3 separate regions of the Homo sapiens genome follow, and all the other regions are linked to region 1. The links are chromatin contacts, found by Hi-C or POLR2A ChIA-PET in ENCODE. All regions are on one chromosome and are shown on one strand. The core of a region is the stretch at or near the end of the contact, and the rest is flanking DNA. Distances in the headings are between cores, read along the strand shown.

Evidence for each region. Hi-C counts contacts between places; a loop is a spot of excess contacts on that map. ChIA-PET counts read pairs that join two places held with the same protein, here RNA polymerase II (POLR2A). Pooled maps may share reads with other maps.
Region 2: a pooled map shows a loop between it and region 1 (2.3-fold over the local background). The contact joins the enhancer-like site here to the promoter of CSNK1G1 in region 1. A Hi-C loop is called at or near these places in 1 of 50 pooled maps. POLR2A ChIA-PET finds 5 or more read pairs at or near these places in 4 of 52 experiments (Caco-2, GM12878, WTC11 and 1 more).
Region 3: a pooled map shows a loop between it and region 1 (3-fold over the local background). The contact joins the enhancer-like site here to the promoter of CSNK1G1 in region 1. A Hi-C loop is called at or near these places in 2 of 50 pooled maps. POLR2A ChIA-PET finds 5 or more read pairs at or near these places in 3 of 52 experiments (CD4-positive, alpha-beta memory T cell, K562 and activated CD4-positive, alpha-beta T cell).

Annotation. Positions count from the first base shown.
Region 1 is chr15:64,353,924-64,357,822 of GRCh38, forward strand. It overlaps CSNK1G1 (casein kinase 1 gamma 1), which reads right to left and starts at 2,250. Exons shown (of 12, transcript NM_022048.5): 1 at 2,065-2,250. RefSeq lists silencers at 1,516-1,575, 1,966-2,025, 2,136-2,185.
Region 2 is chr15:64,595,738-64,599,636 of GRCh38, forward strand. The region is part of intron 2 of ZNF609 (zinc finger protein 609); the gene reads left to right. LOC101930091 (a long non-coding RNA gene) reads right to left here. Exons shown (of 5, transcript XR_007064678.1): 4 at 3,308-3,395. Among named protein-coding and RNA genes, the nearest start is that of OAZ2, 110 kb to the right of the region's middle. RefSeq lists an enhancer at 1,244-1,293 and a silencer at 3,619-3,819. Within about 2 kb of position 1,839, at least 11 of the 41 ENCODE cell types and tissues checked have a DNase peak (open chromatin) inside an H3K27ac peak, as active enhancers do; they include GM12878, where a contact is called at or near this core.
Region 3 is chr15:64,505,353-64,509,251 of GRCh38, forward strand. All of the region lies in intron 2 of ZNF609 (zinc finger protein 609), which reads left to right. Among named protein-coding and RNA genes, the nearest start is that of ZNF609, 47 kb to the left of the region's middle. Within about 2 kb of position 2,084, at least 23 of the 41 ENCODE cell types and tissues checked have a DNase peak (open chromatin) inside an H3K27ac peak, as active enhancers do.

The sequences.
Region 1 (3,899 bases), core at 1,000-3,499:
TTGTTTTCTGAATATTATATAAGTTTTTCTAGTAGCATAAATCTAACTGAGATGAGAGGTGCTGCTGATGCTGCTGATTTTTATCTTAAAATTACAAGTAGGCCGGGCACGGTGGCTCACACCTGTAATCCCAGCACTTTGGGAGACCAAGGCGGATGGATTACAAGGTCAGGAGTTCAAGACCAACCTGACCAACATGGTAAAACCCTCTCTCTACTAAAAATACAAAAAATTAGCTGGGTGTAGTGGCAGGCGCCTGTGATCCCAGCTACTCAGGAGGCTGAGGCAGGAGAATCGCTTGAATCCTGGAGGTAGAGGTTGCACTGAGCCGAGATCGTGCCACTGCACTCCAGCCTGGGTGATAGAGCAAGACTCTGTCTCAAACAAACAAACAAACAAACAAAAAACAAGTACCTTCTATTTTACACCCCAATTTTAATTCTCTTTAAAGAGACATGTGATGTTAAGATTTACATACATTACTTTTTCATGTATTTCGTGTTAATCCATACTATAAACACCAATATGGTGTAGCTGAGAAAAATCTATAAAATATATTTTGCTCATTTCAATAAATGGGCCATATTCTACTTTATTATTTTGAATTTTAAGAAACTACTGATAACTGAATTTCATGCTACCTACGATCAATTTCGAGAAGACACTGAAAGTCCTATTGTATGCATTTTTTTTTCAAAATTATCCGGTTGCTTTCCTATCTCAAACCTCGTTTCACAAAACTGGGCTGCCTTGACTGTGTATGATTAATGGTAATAATTTATCTTCTAATTCAAAGGTGGTTCCGTTTAAAATGGGATGTTACTTATAATACAGGTAAGAATTTTAACTCATACTACTTATGAAGAAACAAAAGCTCTGGTAGGTTCCATGACTTGCCCAAGGTCAGTAACTAGCAACTGGCATAGTCTAGGTTCAACCCAAGATTTATCTGCCTGAAAGTCAATACTTCCACTTGACCGCAATTATCTCCTTAAAAGATTAAGACACAGGCTCAACAGCAGAACATTCATTCTCTCTCTGAAAATTCACATATCTGTTCTGAGACATCACTACACAGCACCTAGTATTCAGTCACTGATTGAAACAAAAATGAAGAGGATCTTTCTACTTCATTTAAATTAGGACAGGTTTACTGGCAGGTAAGAAAGAGGCTGCAAAAGCCTTGCCTCAACATGTCTTGCCTAGACCTGTGATACATCTATATGGTTTCCCCAGTCCATTCTTTTTAAATAAACACGTACATCTACTACACAAGACTACACCTGGACTAGCCTATTGTTAAATGCTTTTCAGAATTCCACTTTTCTAAGGTAATTTATACCGGAATTAATATCGAGCTGGGAGACTTGGTTGAATATGTCATTCAGGCACTTTCCAAACATCTTAAGTGTCATTTAGGGGCAACAAACCCAGTTCCACTCTCTTTTACATTGTGATGCCTGCCCACTTGGGGGACATTGCTCCTGTAGGACGTGGGGGCGAGGAAACAGTAAAGGAAGAAGTGGGGGAAGCGTACGGAAGTTGGGTAGAGGAAAGTCTCATTACCCACTCTTGTGCCCTAAGCTCCGCCAAGGGCGGCTCCCCGCGGTACCCAGTCGACTCAGAACCCCCACAACCTTCGAAGTCCAGCTCTGTCCCAGCGGGGTGGGTAGGGAAAGAGGGCAATGGAAGCACGGGATAGCCCCAGTCACCCTGACGAGATCTGTGCCCTCCTTTTGGCTCCCGGGGGATGCTCCCCCTTTCAGAGTAAGCCCTCCAGGTGGCAAACTCCCGGTCCACACCGGCTAGAGTCAGTTTCTCGGAAGGGGCGCCTCCTCCGCCTACCTCTACCCCGCTAACCGAAACTCTCCACCCGCTGTGTCCCTCAGCCCCTCCATTCCGCCCCCGCAACCCTCCACAGACACAAACGCCAGCCTGCGCCCCACCCGGGATCACGGCGTCCCCCACCCACGCCCAGGAAAGGGCCCCCCACCAACCCCCTCAGACACACACACACCCCCTCAGACTTCAGCCTACAGAACCCCGACGAAGCCGGGCAGATACCTGGTCCAGCAGTGCTGCAAGGCGCAAATGAGGCGGGCGCGGTCCCCTCCCCGAGGCGCCAAGTGCTTCTCTACCCACCCGCAGCGGTGGTTTCTCTCTTTCCCAGGAGCGGGAGGGAGGGGAGAAGGCGGACGGGAGGGGGAAGGCGAGGAGCCGAGGGGCGGCTGGAGCCGAACCGGAACCACTAGCGCGGCCCCGCCCTCGTCCCGGAGTCGCAGAGTACCCTGGCGGGCCTAATAGGACAAACTTTGGGCAGGCAGCGTTAAACTGACACCATCACTTCCGGGTTATCCCCACGGCTGCCCCCTCCTTAGCAACCGCGTGGGGTTGCTAAGCGGAAGTGCCTTCAAAGCAACCCACCCCCATTTCTTCTGGGACTACCAGAAGATATATCGGGAGCACTGAGCTCTGCTTTGGCAACACGCTCTTACCTTCTGCTCAAGATCTTAGACCAAGTACACGCTTCGCTGCCAGAGGCACGAAACCCATCCCGCTTTTCCCTTCAACTGTACTCCTCCACCAAGCCCCCGTCTCTATATACTCCTGCTCCCTCCCACCCTTAATCCCGTGGCTGACCCAGTGGCTGTTCCTAAGGCTCCAGGCTCCTCTCTCAGGTCCCTCGAGGGAATTATTTTCTGACGGTTTAGCAAGCATCTCCCTCTTGTGGATTTTTAATTGTGTTTCAACCAGATTTTTAAAATTTCTTTCAATGTTGTGAAAGGTTTTTCATGCACTTAGTTCTCCTGTGACAGCCCATGAAGCCGAATGGTTAGAAAAATGTTGTCTTCACCTACATTTTGTAAGAGCTGCACATGTTTGTGTAAGGTCTGGAATTAACCTAGCCAAATGGAATAGGCAAAAAAGATTCAATGTAACTCGACAGTTATTTTAATCCTTAAAACAGAGAGCAGGGCACATGTTCTCAGGACCTCTTGAGACTGCGCCTCGGGGGCGGGGTGGTGGTGGAAAAAAGACAGAAAACAAAGAAAAAGGCTAAAGGGAGCCCATAATCAAATTTGGGAAGGAAGAAGACTGTCTAATCCTCCACTCAAAACTCAAAATATGCCGGGTGCGGTGGCTCACACCTGTAATCCCAACACTTTGGGAAGCCGAGACTGGCGGATCACGAGGTCAGGAGATGGAGACCATCCTGGCCAACATGGTGAAACTCCGTCTCTACTAAAAATACAAAAATTGGCCGGGCGCGGTGGCTCGCGCCTGTAGTCCTCCTGTAAGCACTTTGGGAGGCCGAGGCGGGCAGATCACGAGGTCAGGAGATGGAGACCATCCTGGCCAACATGGTGAAACCCCGTCTCTACTAAAATACAAAAAATTGGCTGGGGGTGGTGGCACGTGCCTGTAGTCCCAGTTACACGGGAGGCTGAAGCAGGGGAATTGCTTGAACCCGGGAGGCGGAGATTGCAGTGAGCCGAGATCGTGCCATTGCACTCCAATGGCACTCCAGCCTGATGACAGAGCGAGACTCCGTCTCAAAAATAATAATAAATAAATAAACAAACAAACAAAAATTAGCTGGGCGTGGTGGCGTGTGCCTGTAGTCCCAGCTACTCGGGAGACTGAGGCAGGAGAATCGCGGGAACCCGGGAGGCGGAGGTTGCAGTGAGCCGAGACCGCGCCACTGCCCTGCAGCATGGAGACAGAGCTAGACTCCGTCTAAAAAAAAAAAAAAAAACCTTCAAAATAAACTTTCATACCGACACTATGGATAAGAAAAGAGACCTCATTTATTGTGTCTGGGTGATTTGGGGTTTGAAAATATTGGGAAAATGAATGGTTGGGGTAAAAGTTAACAAAGTAATACTCGAAAAAAACAA
Region 2 (3,899 bases), core at 589-3,088, 240 kb after region 1:
TCCCACCTCCTTTGTAAGATAATTACTCCAATGTGTAAATCACTTTAAGGAGGTTTGGGGCAAAGTCTTAAATGGGTTTGAGGATGCCATTTAAGTAATGGAAATCAGTCCTGCTCTCATAGTAAGTGTCATTTGGAATGACAGTGACTGCTATTGACAGAAAACTGACCCCACCATCATAGCTCTTATTTTTCTCAGACTTTGGATAAGTGGGCTGTCCATAGTATCTTCATGATTGGTAGCTTAATAAATAAATTATTTGTGAAATCACTGGATAACATTTGGCTAGCTGTTTTAATGTTGCCCATTCCCTCAGCCTCTTGAGCTTCTAGAATCAGCAGACTTGTTTTTCCATGGTGTGTCTAGTAATATGAAATGAAATATGGACCTCAAATATATAAATATATGCCAAGCTCTTTCTTTTTTTCTTTTGGAGATGGAGTCTCGCTCTGTTGCCCCAGGCTAAAGTGCAGCGGCGCGATCTCAGCTCACTGCACCCTCTGCCTCTCAGGTTCAAGCACTTCTCCTGACTCAGTCTCCAGAGTAGCTGGGATTACAGGCATGCACCACCATGCCCGGCTAATTTTTTTGTATTTTTAGCAGAGATGGGGTTTCACCATATTGTCCAGGCTAGTCTCAAACTCCTGACCTTGTGATCTGGCCAACTCAGCCTCCCAAAGTGCTGAGATTACAGGCGTGAGCCACCGTGCTCTATGCCAAGCTCTTTCTTGCCTTAGGAGTTTGCATATGCTGTTCCCTCTGCCTATAGTGCTTATCCCTTGGCTCTTCACATGGATGGCTCCTTCTCATCTTTTGGGCCTCAGTTTAAATCCAGCCTTAGAGATGCCATCTCTGATTACCCAAGGTAGCTCCCTTCTCATTGTTCTCTTATCACATGACCTATTTGTCTCCTAATAGCAGTTTCTAATTTATATCTAATTTGTATTTACTTACCAGTCCCTTTCGTTTACCACCTATACTCAGTGTGTATAGCATAGGAGCCATACATAAGAAGTACTCAATAATTATTTGTTAAATGGTTGGGTTCTGTTATCCTAGGCTTGAAAAACATTAAAAAGCACTATTTGTACCCTTTCACCAACCCTGCCCCAAGTACCTTAATTGCCCTTACACCTCTACTGACTGAAAATACGGCACAAATCCTGAAGAGAAAGGGAAACTAAAAGCTGTACTTAACTGCTATGCTGATAGTTGTCTTAGGCAGTTTTGAATTAATATTTTATTATCTCTGTTCTTCAGCTTGTTGTGCCTTGTTTTTTCTCTTCTCTGTGACTTCTCACCTACCCACTTGACTCTGACCAGATTCCTGACACTTAAAGGGTATATCCAAGAAATGAGATGGCCCTGAGCACAGGGGAGGAAGGATGGAATGACAAGGGCCACCAGAAACCTCTTTCAGGACTCTAATCACTCTAAGGTCACAGTTTAGAGTCTAGAATGAGAGGGACTTTGAGTGCCTCTTTTTCTTGCTCAGTGCCCTCAGCTTGAGTGCTTAGCTGGCAGACGGGCACTTTTCCTCCTCAGTTACTGTCAAAGCAACATGAAGGTCAGGCAGAGAGAGACAAATGAGAGCAGCTCAGGGAAAGGAGGTTACCACGGTAACAAGCAGGAGGGACTGCTATTTGGAAACAGACCTAATCTTTCTCCTCCTTCTCCCTCCTTCTCAGCACAGGAAGATGGGTATTGTTTAGCTGACCTGCATCCTTGGGGTGGGAACCATAATCCCTTTCTGACAGTTCCCAATGACACTGGAGTGATCTGCTTTGCATTTTAATTTGATAAGCAGCAGCGGCAGTTTTCTCTGAAGTGCTGAAAACATGGCTTTTTCTGGCCCTGTTCCAGATAGGATTCTGGTTGCCACAGAGAGGGGTTTGATATTGTTGTTTATTTCTCAACAAAGATCTTGCATATTTGCATAAATGTGGAAGATGCTGCTTGGTTCTAGACAACCAGAATCAAATGAATACAGGCTATCTTTAGGTTATGAATATCTATCTGCTCTAGGAAGGTCACAGAGATACTGCCCCATCCCCAGCTCACAGGACCACCCAGTGACCTGTGCAGTGGATCTTCTGACTTAATGTCCTTACCCTTCTGCCTCCCCCATCTACTTATATGTCACACTATTCTCAATCTCTTCCCTTACCTACCCTACCCTTATAGTAAGCCTTCACTATGTATATAAATATTCCTTCCTTTTCTTTCAAAATAAAAAGAGCATTTTAAACTAGAAAAATAAATTATCAATGTAATGAAAAATTAAATGCCAAAAAACATAAGAGAAAGTAAAAATCATCTAGAATATTACTATAGACATGATGGCTAGAACATCCTTCCAGATCTAAACCTCTAATTCTATCTGCTTTGTTTTGTTTTGAGATAGTCTCGCTCTGTCACCCAGGCTGGAGTGCAGTGGCACGGTCTCAGCTCACTGCAAACTCTGCCTCCTGGGTTCAAGCGATTCTTGTGCCTCAGCCACCCAAATACCTGGGATTACAGGTATGCACCACCACGCCTGGCTAATTTTTTGTATTTTTGATAGAGACAGGTTTTCACCATGTTGTCCATGCTGGTCTCAGACTCCTGGCCTCAAGTGATCCACCTGCTTCAACCTCCAAAAGTGCTGGGACTACAGGCATGAGACACCACATCCAGCCTCTATCTGCTGATCTACGCATTTTATGAGTTGTATATACTTATGTATAGATCAGTTTATTTTTATTTATCTTTAATTTTTTAATTTTCTAACACTTCTCAAACAAAAAGTAGAGTTAAATTTAACATTAATGGGCCAATATAGTACATGCTCCATCATACTTTTTCCTTTAATTCACTAAAAAATATGTTGTAGATATGTCATTGATGTAGATAGGGATCTATGCTATGATGGACCTATAGATTGTTTCTGGTTTTGTGGTTATTTTTTGGTTTGGCTATTAAAAACAACATTGAAGAAAACTGTCCATCATACATCTTTGTGTGTGTATATATATATATATATATATATATATATATATATATATATATATCCTGTTATCTTCTTGATACAAATCCTAGAAATTGAATTTTGGGACAAAAGAACATGTGCATTTTATATTTTGATACATATTGCCAAACTGCCCTCTAGAGAAGGCACCAACCAATACTGCATAAAAGTCCCTATTGTTTTTACATACTCTTACCAACTGGGATATGTTCAACTCTCTCATCTTTGCCAAATAGATGGGAAATATACTGTGTTTTTATTTGTGTTTATGTATATTATTGAATCCTTAAAAATACTCACATGACCCCTTCAGATTTTACACTGAAGACCTATCTACTTCTTTTCCCATAATGTACTTCCAGGCTTCTCTTTCCTGTAGTGCTGGCAACTGAGCAAAGTAAAAAAAAAAGTTATTTTGTGGTGGTTTTTTTTTTTTTTTTTTTTTTTTTTTTGGTTTTTGAGAAGATATCAAACAAAAAAGTAAAAAATTTTAAAAACACCTAATTGCATTAATCTCTGCACCCTCCCTCCAAACCAAAACCAAACCTGTTTTTTTTCTTTTTCTTTCAGTGATGGACTGTCATTCACTCAGATTTAAGCTCCAAAGACTGAGATGTTTGTCTGTTTGTTCATAGCTGTATTCTCAGTGCCTAGACTGGTGCCTGGCATGTATCAGTTGCTCAGTAAATATTTGTGCAGTAAATCATCTCTCAGCCATCTTAATCAGAAATTCTAATCATACCTAATTCCTTTACTGATTACCTACATGTCTGATGCCTTGCAAAGTCAAATTGCTTAAAGGTCCTGAATGTCTCTTGGGTTCTTCCCTTTATCCCCCTACTTCTGATCATTCTTACTTATGTTTTTATTCCTAGGAGCCCTCCTTTTCAAT
Region 3 (3,899 bases), core at 834-3,333, 150 kb after region 1:
TTCTTCCTTGGACACATCACTAATAGGCAGACCTTCAAATGTATTGTGGATATTACTAAGTATTTTGTAGAGAAGATATACTGTTGGCTAATTGTTATCACTTTTCATTCAGTCAGTACATTAATTGAATGCATTTTAGATACTAGGTTTTCTACTTGGTATTGGGTATACACTGGTAAATAAAACAGAGATGGTCTCTGCTTTTTGAGGAGCTTACAGTTTACCGTCTACAGCAGAGTTCCTAAAAGTGTGTCCCATAAAACCATGTACATCACCAGAGTATCAAAAATGCACATTCTTGGACCCTACCCTAGATATGCCGAATAAGTTTTTGGGGTAAGGGCCCAGAAATCTGTACTTCCAGAAGTCTCTCCAGATAATTGCTATATACATCAAAGTTTGAGAATTTTCCTTTCAAGGTAAGTATTCGGGGCCACTTCTCATTTAAAACACCAGCCTTCTAAACTTGAATTTCACATCAACTCTTATGTATAATTTAGTGGCTAAAAGCGTAAACTCTAGCCAGGCCTCCTGGCTTGAGCCTGGGAGGTTGAGGCTGCAGTAGTGAGCTGTGATCGCACTAGTGCACTCCAGCCTGGGCAACAGAGTGAGACTCCGTCTCAAAAAAATAATAATAATAAATTTTTTAAAAAGTGTGAACTCTGGAGCCAGACTACCTGGCTTTGTTTCCTACCTTTGCACTTATTTACTGAGTGATCTTGACCAAGTTTCTTAATTGTTCTTCCTCAGTTTTCTTATCTGCAAAATGAGAGAAATAGCACCTACATAAGTTTGTATTTATTTATTTATTTATGAGAGGGAGTCTCACTCTGCCGCCCAGGCTGGAGTGCAGTGGTGCAGTCTCTGCTCATTGCAACCTCTGCCTTAACCTCCAGAGTAGCTGGGATTACAGGCATGCACCACCATGCCTGGCTAATTTTTGTATTTTTAGTAGAGACAGGGTTTCGTTGTGTTGGCCAGGCTGGTGTCGAGCTCCTGGGCTCAAGTGATCCACCCGCCTTGGCCTCCCAAAGTGCTGGGATTACAGGCATGAGCCGTCACACCCAGCCTTTAAGTTTGTCTTTAGGCCGGGCGCGGTGGCTCACGCCTATAATCCCAGCACTTTGGGAGGCCAAGGCGGGTGGATCACCTGAGGTCGGGAGTTCGAGACCAGCCTGACCAACATGGAGAAACCCTGTCTCTACTAAAAATACAAAATTAGTCGGGCGTGGTGGTGCATGCCTGTAGTCCCAGCTACTCAGGATGCTGAGGCAGGAGAATCACTTGAACCCGGGAGGCAGAGGTTGCAGTGAGCTGAGATTGTGCTGTTGCACTCCAGCCTGGGCAACAAGAGCAAAACTCTGTCTCAAGAAAAAAAAAAAAGTTTGTCTTTAGATTAAGTTAGCTAATTCATATAAAACACTTAGTGCCTGGCACGTAGGAAGCATTCAATAAATATTAGAAAAAAGAAAAATACAGTTTGAGTGGAAATTGGTCTTAGTCTCTCCTAGGCAATAATGTACTGAAATACAACAACATTCCACTTTACAGGAATCCCAGTATGAATAGATATACATGTTAGCTAAGACTTTTTAGCACTATGGTCTGAAGAAGTTCCAAATCTAGGCTGGGAAATTTTCATGGTGGTGATGTGTTCTAAAGCCCCTGATAATTATAGTTGGAGGTGGGGGGAAGACCAAAAATTAGCTTAGGGCATATTGAAGTGGCCTGTTGAATTTCAGACTTCATATGAATCGAGCTTCTTTTCTGGCCATATCCCTGGCATGGGGTTGGGTATGTTGGATAGATGTTACTGTGGTTTTGCCGGAATATGCAATCTCACGGACACTGGAGTAGTGCTAAGTGTTTTTGTTTCTACACAAGACTGCATGGAAAAAATCTAAGTCTTAGCCCTTAATCTTCCTCCCCCAGTGTGAACTTGTATTTTTGCCATTTGGGTATAAGAGCTTTTACCAGCAGAGCTCATCCAGGGAGGCAGCAGGGCTTGGGATGTGGCAGTAACATACACAGCTGAGATCCTGCCACTGCTGGCTGTCTGAGCCCTCTCTCTGTGGTTTTCACTCTTCAAGCCATGCTTGAGTAACCCGCCTCCAGAGCTGCTGACAGGGCTGTGTTCAGAGGCCTTGGAAATTACACTGTTCATTTCCTTATCATCCCCTGACCTGCAGTGCAGAGCCTTCTGGTGCAGGAACAAGGCAGAAAAAATCCAGACGGCTCCCAGCCAGCATGTGTCAAGAGCTACAAAGAAGGAAATTGGACTTGCTCACTTAAAAACCATGGGGTTAGGCTTTGATTTTCAGTTCCTGTGGAGAGTTATTTGTGTGTATGAGCATGTTGTATCTCTGTGTATATGTATAGAATGAGTCTGTGCGTGGCAAAGCTGTGGAGGAGGACCATTTGAAATAGAGAGCAGAGGGAAGATGGCTTTTCTCTTCACTTAATTTCCCAGTTGTGCCATTGGGGTGGGCCTGGAACCATTAGCATCAGGAAGGTGCCAGACCATATTAATATTTTAAAATATATTTCTCTCGGTACAGTTTAGTCATGGTTCAGAGCACCCACAGAAGAACCTTTCCTGGCTGACCGAGGAGACATTTTTAACAAATCCTATTCCCTAAAGTCATTCATCCTAGATGACATTGACATAGTCAATATTTAAGCTGCCTAAGAAAGTGTAGACTTTGGGTCAGTCCTGGGTAAGAGCAATAGCTCTTTTGAGATGAAGGATAGTGTGATAAAAGAGAGACCTTTGTGATAGCTAAGGTGAACTAAGGAGGAATTTGGAGCATTTTGAGATTTTCTGTTCACAGGGCAAAGTTCTATTATATTTTAAGAGCCCATCCTTGTTTTGGGGGTTGGTATTACAAAGCAATCTACTTTTCTTTTGGCATCTGTTGCTCAAGGAGGCCCAAAGGAAGGACTTCAGGCTGAAGTAAAATGTGAGCAGTAAGAAGTTCTTAGCAAAGTTTATAAATATTCTGTCCTTAATTTTCCTTTTTCTGGATTTCATGTGCCTTCATGTTAGTGGTGCCATTGAAGCCTTTGTGAAGTGGGGAGAAAAAAAATAAATCTTTAAGCTGTCAGACCCTGGAGGTGTTTTAAACCCTAAGTGTCTGTCTTGTTGAAAGTACTCTGTAGAGAAGTGTCTTCACATAAGGTGATAGCTAAGGTGAGAGGGGACTACTTTCTTTTCCCTTCATATAAATTAGTGGGCCCTGTATCAGCAGCAAATGAGAATTCGATAAAAATTTGGATCTCAGACCTCCTCCCAGTCCCTAAAGTTAGAAACTCTAGGCTTGAGACCCAGAAAATTTTTTTTTTTTTTTTTTTTTTGAGACAGGGTCTCACTTTGTTGCCCAGGCTGGAATACAGTGGCACAATCAAGGCTCACTGCAGCCTCAACCTCCCATGCTCAAGTGATTCTCCTACCTCACTTCCTACCTCCCCAGTAGCTGGGACTACAGGTGTGTGCCATCACGCCCAACTAATTTTTAAATTTTTTTAGAGACGGGGTCTTACTATGTTGTTCAGGCTAGTCTTGAACTCCTAACTTCAAGCGATCCTCCTGCCTTGGCCTCCCAAAGTGTTGGGATTACAGGTGTAAGCCACTGTGCCCAGCTGAGACCCAACAATTTGCGTTTTAACATTAGCTGTCCTGTTGATTGTGATACACACTAAAGTTTGATATCTACTATTGTAGAGCACCCTTCCCTCTTAATAGTGAAATTGAAATTACCAAAAACTTTAAAATGTAACGCTGGGCAGTAGGTATGATTTTTTTCTTTTAAAAATATCCTTATATATCTTTAACTCTTTGTGGACAAACTGACAGGAACCTAAAATTGGAATGAATATCTAAGGGCTTAGGACTTTCAGAG